Regions from separate parts of the Homo sapiens genome. Here region 2 is linked to region 1. Evidence: read pairs that join two places in POLR2A ChIA-PET (ENCODE). Cell type or tissue: CD4-positive, alpha-beta T cell. All regions are shown on one strand. Links, peaks and the distances in the headings refer to the core of each region. The heading gives the core; the rest is flanking DNA.

Region 1 (6,480 bases), core at 652-5,651:
GAAAGCTACACGTGGCAGAACCTTCTGCCCACCCTCCTGGCCCCACTTAAGGTCCCCTGGGTCCTCTGGCTCTCCGGGCAGCTACTTAGAGGCCTGGCTAAGGTTCTGGATGCCCATCCCCACCCTGCTGGGCTACAGCCACAGCTCAGTACTTACCGATCCTCACGATTCCGATCCACTGAGTAAAACTGCTTCCGGAGCCACCTGGAGAGAGAAGCCTGAGGTGAGGGCCACTTCTCCATCTACAGTCAGGCCTGGGAGATGTCTGGGCACACAAAGGTCTGCTGTCCCTGTCCCCCTGGTCCCTAATGCTCCCAGCCCTAACCCCTTCAGGAGTGGTTCTTACCTCTCAATCTGCAGGGGTGTGGGTGCCTGCAATGTATCCTCCATCAGCCAAGTTAAGCCCTTGATCCACATGTTCACTTCATCCTCAGATGTGGCTGTGAGCAAGGTATCAATAGCTGCCCCGAGGGCACATACCTCCCACTGGGCAGGAGCCAGCAGGCATTCCCCTAACTATCCTCTACCTCCTCTACCCCCTTAACTCCCACCTTGCAGGCTCAGCGTTTTCAGGCGAAATTCCATTCCATAGAGAATGACAAAGCAATGTGACTGGTCCGGCCGGAAAGCTGGGTCCTCTTGATAGCGATCAAAGTCCCGTGAGGTCTTCCCTGGGCGGATCTCCTTAATTTCACGAATGTCAACTAGGAAGGTAGCAAAGAGGCCAAGATCAAGCTGGGGTCTCCCAGAGTCAACACCGAAAGGAGGGCAGCCTGGTTTCCTCATTCTTACACTCTCTCTCAGGGAGGAACCCCAGAGGCAGAGCCAAGACCACTCAGTCACTCTGGTAATAAGAGGGCTGGGTTGAGTCTAGGGATAGGCCTTTGCTAAGTAAGGGCTGAGATGTCAGAGAGGGCTATATGGGGGAAAGGTGGTTCTGTGGGGTGTCCCTTCCCTATCTTTGTTCCCTCACTGAGACATTTTGACCTGCAAAAGAGCTAGACTCCAGAAGAAGAAATAGGGACCCAAGGCTGTTCATGAGGACCACTTCCTGACACAAGGTACACACAAATCAAATCATAAAGTCCCAGAGGCAGGGCTGGGTAGGTCAAGATGGGCCTCAGGATCCCTGGGAGAAAGTAGGCTCTGGCCCAGAGGACTGGTGCATCCCTGAAATGCCTAACTGCTAAAGCCATCCCCACACAAGTCTCAGCAAGGGGCCTAATCCCCACCCCATCCCCTGACCAAGGCACTGGCTGTCCAAGAGCAGCAACCATCCTGGACCCAGACCACCATTTTGCCTGGGACCATTTCCTTATCTTAGCTATCCAAGGCCCTTGCATGCTCCCGTGGCCTTCACAAGGCATAGTCAGAGAGGTACACGGGCTTGAATAGCAGATGACCTGCCCTCAGCCACTAAAACTTGAGGCAATGATGAATAATTTATTTAACTTCTCAGAGTCTCAGTTTTACCATGTGTAAAGCAAAGGGCTTGACTGAGTTTCTCTAGAAGGCAGGGTGGTAGAAAAAACATGCACGAGCTCTGGGTGAGACTGGCTGAACTAAAATCCTAGCTCTACCTCACATTAGCTATGTGATCTCAATAAAGTGACAGCCACTCTGACCTCACTGCTACACCTGTGAAGAGAGTAACATAAGAGTAACACAATAGCATCAGAAAGATGTTGGTAAGATCAAAAGTCGTAACAGCTAGAAACACCCAGCACTATATGTGGGACATGGAGGGGGCCCATCCAATGGACTCCTCTGCTCCCTCAGCAAAGGTGCACAGGCTCTGACACACTCTCCAGCACAGGGAGGGGCTGCCTGCTGGCTGGAGGGCAGACATTCCAGCCCAGAAATCACCGATTTAAGGTAGATTAGGTCAAAGGAAAAAAGCTTGGCTTAGCCAACAGCTATGACTTTCTTTGAGTACTCCCCAAGCTCTGAAGCCTCTTAAAATCCTCTAAACCCAGACTGGCCTGGTAACTTCGGAGCCAGATGCAGTGCCAGCATTTGCCTGGCCAGCCCCCACCCCAGGAGCCCTTCCAGCCCGAACTGCACACCAACCTGCCTGGAATGTCCTAACGGCCCAACTCCCCCAGATGCTCTCTTCCTGTCCTGTCCCTCTAGCAACTGTCACAAAACTCCACATCTATCCCACCTGGAACAGTGGGCATTGCTTCTGGCCCTAACCCTAGCTCCCCGACACATTTCTGGTTCTACCTGGAACCACCTGTCCCCTCAGCAAACCCCTCCAGCCTGTCCTCCAGCTGAGAGTCCTGCCTTTTCTGCTGTTTTCCCTGACCCCTGGTTCTCACCCATCAGCCATCCTTCCCCAGTCTTCTGGCTCTTCATAAAACATTATTCTGACCCCCCTAGACCTCATTCAAGCCCCTCCCGAGGCTGCCCACTGCCAGTCTAAGGAGAACAAACAACAAACACCTTCTATGGCCTTGAAGGCTCTTTGTGACAGGGCTCAGGAATTTACCTCCCCAGCTTTTGCCCTCTCACCCTCTCTGCTCCATCCACACTAAGCCACACCTAGGGCAAGAATAGCTGTTGCTTCCCATCCCTATTTCATCTTGATTCCTAGTCTGGAAATGTCCACCTCCCCGGCTCCCTTCTCTTCCACCAAGGGCCCAACTGAGAAGCTCCTTCCTGTGGTACTAATACACTTGATGCCTCGTGCATACAAACACGTACATACATGCTCACATACCTAAGGCCAGGCAGGGCCCCTCCAGGGCTTGCTTAATGACTGAAGAAATGAAAAAGGCAGGTACACAGGCAGAAGGAGGGAAAACCAAATAGGGATGGGGAACAAAAATGAACAGTTATACTCGGGTAGAAACAGGGGCAGGGAGAACTGGGCCATAAAAGACCTAACCGAGAACACAGGGCTTCCAATGACAGAAGGAGGAGCTTCCATCAGGGGAAATGGCTAGATCAGAAACTGCAGAACAACCACAAACTCTGCCTTTTGAAACAGAAACCAGTCTGCTCTTCCGGTGTGGAGCTGCTGTCATCCCCCTCCCACACCTTCTTGCAAAGGTGAGTGTGACTGTACACACACACACACACACACACACACACACACACACAGAGTCAACAGGCCTGCACTCCTGCACATATTTCCATTGAGATCAGTTGAAGGCAGAACAGGTGCCTGAGATAGGAACCAGGTAAGCATAGCGCAGCTCCACGCCAGGCATCCAATGCTCCCAAGTTCCTGTTGGCCACACCTGATCCCTTGTACTGTCTTCCGTAAGAAGGCACCAGCCTGGCCCTGGCAGCACAGTGAGATGCTCTACTAGGTTCTTGAAAGCCACATCCTGTGCTACCTCCCAACCTCACCCTTCATCTTCCTGCCTCCCAGAACAAATATGGCAGCATCCTCTTTCTTGAGAGAGCCAGAGCTGGTCCCCAGAAATTCACAAGGAGACTCCCCAGAGAGGAATGGCCTCTGCCCTGGTGGCAGGTGACAGAGCGAATGATCCAGTCTGGCACAGTCTGGGTCAGACCTCTCTGCCATTAGTCAGGAGGGCAGGAAAAGAGACCTTCCCAGAACTTAGGAGCTTGAGAAGGGGAGAACTACTTAGGGGAGTAGGAAAGTCACACGTTATACCCAAAAATCCATGACCTAGCACTCCTCCCCAACTCAGAACCATGAGAGGACAACATTCAGGGGAACTCTGGGGAAAAGAAAAGCCAGGGGTACGAAGAGGCCGTCACTATGAAGAAGATGGGGCAGTGAGAAGGAGGAACTCTTTGAGAACAAGGGCAGGATCCCACAAGTAGCAGCCCAGAAGCCTGATGTATAGCATAATGACAAAGGCCTAATGCCCAGGCTCGCCTTGACCCAAGAAGGCAAAGCCCAGCCAGCACAGCCCATCAGGGCTGCAGCATATTCATTCTGCCCAGCACCACGTCCCCAGGCCCATGGTGATGGCTGCCCAGGCTTCAGGAATGGCACCATGTCCCCAAGCCCACAGTGAATGCTGCCTGGGCTTCAGGAATGGCCTGGGCATTACCATTCCAAATGTGGCTATGGTAGACAGTGACAAGATAAGCTGCTTGGGGCAGTGAGGGGGATTTAGTCCCTTATATTGAATCGCTCACAAACTCTGATGAAGAAATAGATTCAGTCTTTCTTAAGGGGCTCTGAAGTAATGAGGGACCACACACACCTGTGCCTGGACTGTATATCACATGTCAGCTCTGAGGACTGAGAACCTTCTCATAAGCCAGGCTTCCTGGTGCCCCAGGCAGAATCCTGGGGCCTTGCTCTGCTCCCTGCCCTGATGGAGATCTGCCTTCTCCTGCTCTTTCAAGAAGCTTTCCCTGACCATCCCCTTCCCAGCTTAGTGAGGAGAACCACACAGCTCTTAAATTCTAGCTATGAGGCCTTGGCAGTCCCTCACTCTTTTGGTCTCAGTTTCCCCATCAGGAAACTGGAAATTCCTCTTACCTCACATGGTTGCTGTGAGGGCCATGCTGGGAAGTGCTGGTAATAGAGAAGTCTGGAGACAGCCCACCTGTCTACCTGTGTGCCTAGTGCCATTGACATGGAGCCTACAAAAGCTGGCAGTAGTGGAGACAAATAAGGCCACTTGCCAAGGCTCCACTAGGTGCAAACCCAAACTTGGGTGAAATAAAGATGATCCATGAAGAGAAGAATACAAGCAGCTATTTCGCCAGCTCAAAAAGAAGCCTGGCAGGGATGGGGGCATTGTATGGGGAGAAGGGGGACTCTTACAGACTTGTGTACAGATAAGCATATGCAGACACGCTGCTTCCTGAGCCTGCAGTGCCCCACCAGCACACTCACCAATAGTCTGAGGCACGTGCATCCCCAAAGATCAAGTTTCAAATCCTGGCTCCAAGCATATAGCTAGGCCTTGGCAAGTCTGCAGTCCTCTCTGGTTCATCGTAAGATGAAGGCTTTCGTGGGAGTAGACCCACAACAGACCCTTACATGTAGGCACACTACCTCACAGATATCCACATAGGACGGTCAGCCTTGGCCTGCCCTTACCACGCCCAACCTCAGATTCATGTGTGTTTTGTTTTTTGGGCAGAAGGAAATGTGCCTGCTGCCTGGCACCTGGGGCCAGCTCTAAGCATTAAAGCAAAATGCCACAAGACTGAATTTGTAAAATAAAAGGTTATATGACGAGGCCAGGGAGACTGGGAAGAGCAATGTTCCTTTTCCATCTCTTCCCTCTTCTCCCCTCCCTTCTCAGCCCAGGGACAGACTCCTGGCCTGAGACCACAGAGATTAGAGACCAGCAGTTACTCAGAGCGGAGCTTCTGGGCCATGCAGTCCTGGACAGCATCCCCCTTTTGGACATGCCAGTAATGGCAGTTGCTTTCCCTTTAAAAGAGGAGCCTGTTTCCTCATCTGAGCCACCCTATGCCCAAGCACTCTGGGAGCTGTGAAGCTATACAACCCTCAGGGCCAGCTGAGAACCTGCCTCTGCAGGAGAGTAAGCCCCCACCCTGGGACAGCACCCAATCCACTGAGTGGGGAGAGAGGGTGCTGTCGAAGGGACAAGCTATATGGCGGGCAGCCAGTCTGGAACCTGGGAAAGGGAGAAGACAATAACCACAAAGGACCCATCTGTGTGCCTGGCTCTTCTGAAGGTAGGGCTGCTTCCTGTCTTTGACTCTTGCTCCCACCCCGACTCCCCCGAGACATCAGGCCAAGTCACAGGCCTGCCACTAGCTCTCTTCCTGTCCAGTAAAGTGGGATAACCACCCTGTCTGGCCACCACGAGGATGTGCATAAGGGCAGTATTCCTGTTGCCCCGGCAGAGTTCAAGGACAGCAGGAACCCTAGGGAAGAGAAAGAGAAGAGCAAAGGCAGGGCTCCTCAGAGCACAGCCAGTGAGAGCCAGCCAATCCTGCCCTAGGGGGCAGACACATGGCAGGCCCTAGAAGGGGGAGAGGGAGCCCAATCATCAAATCCAAGACCCTAAATTAGACCTAAGTTTCTTGTTGGAACCTGTGTCCTAGTATCCCCTGTGCTCAAAAAAGCCACTTCCAAATAGCCCAACAGACAGAGGTCCCCCAAATTTATAAGCCTGTTAACCGCTCAGCAGGCAAAAAGGGTGTAGAGAGGTATTATGAACAAAAGCACTGGCAAGGTGGGCAGGAGGCCTGGACCCATCTCTCTGAGCCTCATTTTCTTCATCTGCAAAATAGAATCACCACTCCTGGCACCTCCTTCATTGGACTACAGTGAGATGCCAATGAGGTAAGAGATACAGAAGTGATTTAATCAGAAAGGGACAGGAGGACATATTGAAAACTAAACCCACCAAATGATGAAGATATGGCCAAGAAAACCATAACCAAAAGTACCCCAAATTTCTGAACATGAAACATGCTTTCACTGAAATATTTCTCTGGGTCTGGGTGTCTCGCTCTGTTGCCCAGGCTGGAGTGCAGTGGTGCAATCTCGGTTCACTGCAACCT
Region 2 (6,480 bases), core at 1,019-6,018, 110 kb after region 1:
CAAGAAATTATAAACATGTTAACAACTGTCAATGCGGTACAACCATTCCTAAACCTTCTCCTTGATTAATTTACATAGAACTGAAGTCAGCCTACTCAATCATTTCATACAACTTAGCTCAGGTTGTATATGTGCATTTGAGGCAGCAACCATACCCATTCACAATGCCCACCGAGCCAACAACTGAGAAATGCTGTCTGATTTTCCTTCCTATACTGAGATCCAGGAAAGAAAAGCACTTATGAAAAAGGAAGTAAACTGTGGCCTACTCTAACAACCCTGGTACCCGGAAGCCTAACGAACTTACAGGTTTTAAGGAAGGCACTGTTAACGCCATAGCATTCCCCATGCAGAAGCACATATGCCTGTTTAGCTGTGGTCAGCAGGTGGCTAACAGTGTTGCCAATCTTATTCTATCTGGTGTCTCTAAACTCAATCCAAGCAAAAACATTTACTCTTTCTTAAGGGAGAAAAGGATAAGTCATCAGCACAGAATACTGACTGTTTTATCAACTATTCCATGATCTTAAAGCTTTTAGGGTAATCAGATCAGGGCAGGAAGAAGAGTCCTTTGCTGCCTTATAAGCAAAGGCAGAGAGCTTTCTGATATAAAGGAGACTCTTTGCCATGTTTTGAGCCAGTCCCCTTTACACTGCCTTTTGATGATAGATTTGAGACTTAGGGCAGCTGTATAATATGATGGGCTCCTCCTTCAAAGATAATCATCAAGTCAAGTGTATGGGGAATGGAGGTGTGGCATAGTTACACAATCAAAACCTACCTTCTCCAAAAAGACACTCACAATATAACTTCTGTCAAAGATAATCTCTGCTCTTCTCTGACATACAAATATACAACTAGCGCATAAGGAAAGTGAACACTAGAACCACTTGAGTGAACACAATGGGTGAATAAATTATTTAAAGAAAATATTTATCACCTCATTATTAAAACTCTTGTACTGGGGCAAACCCTTACATCTTCTACTTCCTCCCTGACTTTCAAACCCATATCACATCCCCAAAAGCAGAAGTTTTAAAAAAATCAACATTCTCTTTAACACTCTATACCCAGTATGTTCTAATACTTTTAAAAGAAGATGGCTTCTGTCTAGGACAGATAACAAGCTGGTCTTGAGTGATAAAAAACTGGCATCCAGGAGTGCAGTAAATATCAGGGGTGTGTGAATCTCCCAGGAACTTAATGCAAAACTAAAGGCAGTGAAAAAGCCTGAAAACTTGTCATCATTAAAAGGGGAATGGTTGAGGAGTAAAAACAAGTATTCCCCAACTGTTAGGGGAGAGGGAAGGGCATATTTCTTTTTACTCCTCAAATTCAGACTATACCAACGTTGGTCCAGTTTCAATCCAGGACACCCTGTCTGTGAGCCATCTTAATGGTGGCTGGTTTCAATTTGTAGCCTACAGAAGAGTCCTTATCACTACTTTACAGCAATTCTCAAGGAGAACATTTCCAAAATTCCAGGGCATAGTTAACAGCCTTTCAAAGTAAGCAGGACAGAGACTGTTTCTGGCTAAAGGCCCAAAGAGCTCTGGAATTCAAAAGGAAAGAAAACTGCTGGGAGGATTCAGCTCTAAAGAAACCCTTAAAAAACTGATGAATGAGGGCTGGGAGCAGTGGCTCATGCCTGTAATCCCAGCACTTTGGGAGGCCAAGGCAGGTGGATCACCTGAGTTCAGGAGTTCAAGACCAGCCTGACCAACACGGTGAAAGCCCATCTCTACTAAAAAATACAAAAATTAGCCGGGCATGGTGATGCACACCTGTAATCCCAGCTACTTGGGAGGCTGAGGCAGGAGAATCACTTGAACCCGGAGGCGGAGGTTGCAGTGAGCCAAGATCGTGCCATTGCACTCCAGCCTAAGCAACAAGAGTGAAACTCTGCCTCAACATAAAACAAAACAAAAGAATGAGAGAAGAGACTAGTAACATTTCCAATTTTTAAAGTCCACATGACCATTTATTCTCCCTAAATGTGTATTGCATATAAACAAGAATTTTTGTCATGGACCTGTTCATCATTGAAACTATGGGATTCCCCTGTTAGGGACCTCAACTTGAAAGCTAACAAAACAAACAAAAAAAAAATCTCTAGCTAAGAAGATGGCAGACAAGTATAAATAGTTCTTCTGTCCTTAAGGAAGTTGGGATTCACAATATTCATTTGTTCAAGTATTTACTGAGTGCCACTTAAGTGTTGAAATACAACTCAGCCCCAAAACTGAGTCCCTGCCCTCATCAAGTTTCATAATAAGCATAATACCCACCTGACCGCGCCATCCCAACAGTAGCAGCTGCTGACTGAGTAACTTTGAAAAGGGAGAGGGAAAGGGTCCCCCTAACTGCCCAAGTTTCACTGGACTTGCCTCCATGAAGTTCCAGAATCAGCCTCTAATGTTACCGTTGGAAAAGACCCTCATAAGAAGTTACAAAGACCAAGTTCAAGACAGGGTCAAACTGAATTAAATGAAAGTTGCCAATTATTTTGCAAAGTGTGGTCTTTCTTTTCAATATTCAAAACTTGGGGAAATACCATCGGAAACTTAGAAGTGCACTGCATTAAAAGACTCAGAGTTGCTCAAAGACCCAATTTTGTTATCACCTCTGCAACACAACTTCAAATTTCTAAAACCTGTCACTACAATTTCCAAAGTGCCCAAGTGTTCAGAAGAAATGCCACAAACTGACTTAAAAACACTTCAAGAATTAGGTTCTTAAACATCAGCAGCTGTGTGAGATTAGTGGTCAGCTATTATCCTTAAAGGCTTTGCCATGGAAAAGACACACAAGAAGGAGGCTATTCGTCTACTTTACGCCTCAAACTGACACACACACAAAAGGGTTAAATGATCAGAGAATGTTTTCTCTTCCAGGCCACTTCCGCATTTAAATTTCTTTTATGGCTTTACAACACCACAATTACCTTAATCTGTCTCTCCACAACCCCTTCCTGTCTTATTTTACAACCTTCTCTCCTTACCTTAATCTGTCTCTCCACAACCACTGTCTTATTTTACAGCCTTCTTTCCCATCCCACTCCTTCCATTATGGTCCTTAAATTCAAGTTCATCTTCTTATCTTCCTCTGGTTCTCATTTCCAGGGACCAATTAATTATATTTAAAAATCAAAAAAATAATTCAGACTTCAGTGATAGGACCGACAAACTGTCTTTCAGAGAAGTATGTTACTTGATCTACAAGAAGGTCTTCTGATCTGGAGATTCTAGGCGCAATTAGAGCCAGAACAGACTGTTCATTGTTTTATTATTATGCCAAAAACTAAGTGACAGATTTAAAAGTCAATTTCACTTTCTAATAGTAAGAAGACACGCTTAGAGCAACTCCTTTAATGCAATGTCCTGGTGGGGTTTTAGATAACTTATTTCTCAGCTTTGGGTCTCAGTTTTCTGATCTATAAAATGACCTTTATTGACCCCTTACGTCTGGTCACATGAATTCTATGAATTTTAAAAATTGTCTTGGCCCATGTGGATTTAGGTAAAAGGAAAATTTTAAATGCTTGAGTGCAGTGGTTCTCAAGTATTCCTGTGTATAAGCCCTGGTACTTGGAATCATCCTCAGATATTTTAACACAAGCTCTCCAGGTAACTATAATCCACTGTCCAGAACCATATTTTGAAGAAACCCTGCATTATTATTTCTTATTCCTGAGTCTTCTGAGCAATATTAATAGCAAATACGAGCCACCTACAAAAATTCATGTGCTGCTGATTTTATTTTCAGTTTCTATTCCAATTGGGTCTCTCTGTTCCTTTAAAAGGCAGGCATGTGCTGAGTCAGCCTCTGGGGAATTTTTTTTTTTTTTTTTTAATTTATAGCCTAGACTATTGAGTCTCTACAATTGAGGAAGAAAGAGGTTGTTCTCACCTGCTACTCTTCCAACCCCTATTTGAAAGGAAGAAGGAAAAGCTACTTAAGGGGTGGCACAGCTACTCTAACTTAGATAATAAGGAGGGGGTTAGTCAAGCTCTTTAAAATAGAAGTTTTCTTCGTTGTCTGGACGCTAATGGGTGGAGTCATGCTTAGACAGAGACAGGTAACTGAGTCCTGCCAGTGGGGCTCAGATGCCTTTGGGAGCTAGAGGCTACATACCAAGAGTCCTGGTGAGCTTCCTGTGATACACACAAGCACATTCAATCAGGTCAGCAAACTTTTTCTGTGAAGGGCCAGGTACTAAATACACCTTGTAGCCCATTCAAGTTCCACTGCAAGTATTCAATTCTGCCACAGTAGCACAAAAACTACCACAGATTACATGTAAATGAATGAGCATGGCCACATTCTAGTGAACTTTATTTATGGACACTGGAATTTGTATTTCAAATGATTTTCCTGTGTCATGAAGTAATACTCTCCTTTCAATTTTTTTCCTCCAACTACATTCTGAGAAATGTGTCATTAGGCGATTTTGTCATGCAAACATCATAGTGTGCTTACACAAACCTAGATGGTATAGCCTACTACCGCCTAGGCTATATGGTATAGCCTGTTGCTCCTAGGCTACAAACCTGTACAGCATGTTACAGTACTGTAGGAAACTGTAACACAGTGTTAAGTATTTGTGTATCTGAACGTATCTGCAACACAGAAAAGAGGCAGTAAAAATACCACCTTCTATCTTATGGGACCATCATTATATAAGTGGTCTATTGTTGACAGAAATCTTGTTATGTGGCACATGCCTAAATTTAAAAATACAAAACCATTCTTAGTTCGTGGACCACACAAAAGCAGGTGTAGTTTGCAGAACACTGCGCTAGTACTAACTAGAAAGTATCCGCAATGTCTCCTGTAGAAAGGTGTCTTACTCAAGCTCAGGGTCTAAATGAAGAATATCCTCCCTGACTTACCTACAACTCCCGTCTAACACACCTCAGCTTTCTGCTAACTTGTTCTCGTCTCTCTTCTCTCCCTGCACACAGCTCATGAATGGCCAATCAACTTGACTTGAAAGTGGTTAAAATCTACCTCACTCTGCAAAACTAAGTGAGTCACATGAGAACTCTGAAGAGAGGCCAATGACTGGCCCACTGCTAATTCTGCTTCTTAAGCAGCAAGCTGGTTAAATTTGTTATTTATTCCCCTTGAAGTGGGAACAACATCATACTTGTTCACAAAATGCTAACCACCTCTGATGAAATTCCTTAGTAAATAAGCAGACTTCAGGAACCCTTATAAAATAAGGTTTCTAGTTAATCCTTAGTTAACAAAAAGATCCTTTTTCTTGAATACTCAAATAGGTTTTACTGATTTCTGGAACAACTGGGTCCAAGCACAAGCTGAACTGCTAAAAAATAAACTATCCAGGGGGCTTTGCTGCAAAGGCAAGCAAGCTTCCCTTAATAGGGAAAGAATTACATTAAAGTGCAGCAGAGCCTGCATTTAGTCTGTTAAGGACACATCATAAGTGAAGAGATGGGCGCCCCCAGTCTGATGGGTAATTCCACCACAGCCCAGAATTCTCAGGAGGCAACTAAGTCACCCCAGGTCCCCCTTTACCTTGTTTTGTATCACAACTAAGAACTCAGGCTGTGGCATGAGGTAGGCCTAGATTAGCCTCCCTGCTCTGTGGCTTAGTTATAACTATATAGCCTTGAGCTAGTTACTTTACTTAAACCGTGAGATTCAATTTCTTCAAAAGTAAACTGGCCCAGTGAACATTACTGGAAATAGTAATGTTAACTACCTCAGGATTGATAAATGAAAGCTTAGAATTCTTAAGACGCTGCCTAGGGCATTAAAAATGTTCAAATATCAGCTATTTATTTCATTCCTATTCATTTTCTCCTTGCATCCCACGAAAACTGATCACAACTTGAAGCTAAACCTGGAGGAATCTGGATCTATTCCCAGTCCTTAAGCAATTTACTCAAGTTGGTATCTAAGACCTTATATGACAGTGGTCCTCATAGTGGTCAAAGCTACAATCGGATTTTGTTCCATCAGACTAATATATGTCTAGCTAACTGTGAGCCAGATTACTTATAAGATGCAGCCTACACTGGTCATGAGCGTGCAAGTGAGAAGATAACCCCAGATGGCATACAGCAGCTGAGTTCTGATCTGCTTTTACTATAAGCAACACCTTGCATGAATTAGCCTCTTGGGTGCTATTTGGTAGTCTACAATCTTTGATTCTCTACCACTTATAGTAGGATATTGACTTATTACTGATAACAATTTAACAAATAGAAATAAATTACCTTCTTGTTATAGGCAACATGCTAGAAACTTACAATTTCAAATGAAGTTGTGGGATAAAACTAACCATTTTAAAGGCTACTAATCCATAAAGGTGTACATAAATATAAGTTCATCTGTTTTGTCAACTACGCAACAGACATAACCTACCTCATAGGGTTGCTGAGATAAAATGAGAACTTACTTCATCCAAAGGACCTGAAATTTTCACCTGTTTAGCTCTAAGGGGTCAAATAA

Evidence for each region. Peaks named below come from ENCODE experiments on the same cell type or tissue, not always from the same donor. Only the 100,000 strongest peaks of a DNase experiment are listed, where the experiment ranks them.
Region 2: POLR2A ChIA-PET joins it to region 1 with 5 read pairs; 3 of 35 experiments call an interaction of 5 or more read pairs at or near these places.

What each region holds. Positions count from the first base shown.
Region 1 is chr20:41,153,830-41,160,309 of GRCh38, reverse strand. PLCG1 (phospholipase C gamma 1) reads right to left here. Exons shown (of 32, transcript NM_002660.3): 2 at 552-704; 3 at 347-440; 4 at 157-204. Among named protein-coding and RNA genes, the nearest start is that of MIR6871, 12 kb to the left of the region's middle. RefSeq lists enhancers at 1,717-2,237, 2,734-2,883. In CD4-positive, alpha-beta T cell, for the core only: no CTCF peak of the experiment used is centred there; a DNase peak (open chromatin) is centred at 3,019; H3K4me3 peaks cover 1,806 bases; H3K27ac peaks cover 4,889 bases.
Region 2 is chr20:41,045,464-41,051,943 of GRCh38, reverse strand. All of the region lies in intron 2 of TOP1 (DNA topoisomerase I), which reads right to left. Among named protein-coding and RNA genes, the nearest start is that of TOP1, 20 kb to the right of the region's middle. In CD4-positive, alpha-beta T cell, for the core only: no CTCF peak of the experiment used is centred there; DNase peaks (open chromatin) are centred at 2,913 and 3,833; H3K4me3 peaks cover 1,664 bases; H3K27ac peaks cover 2,073 bases.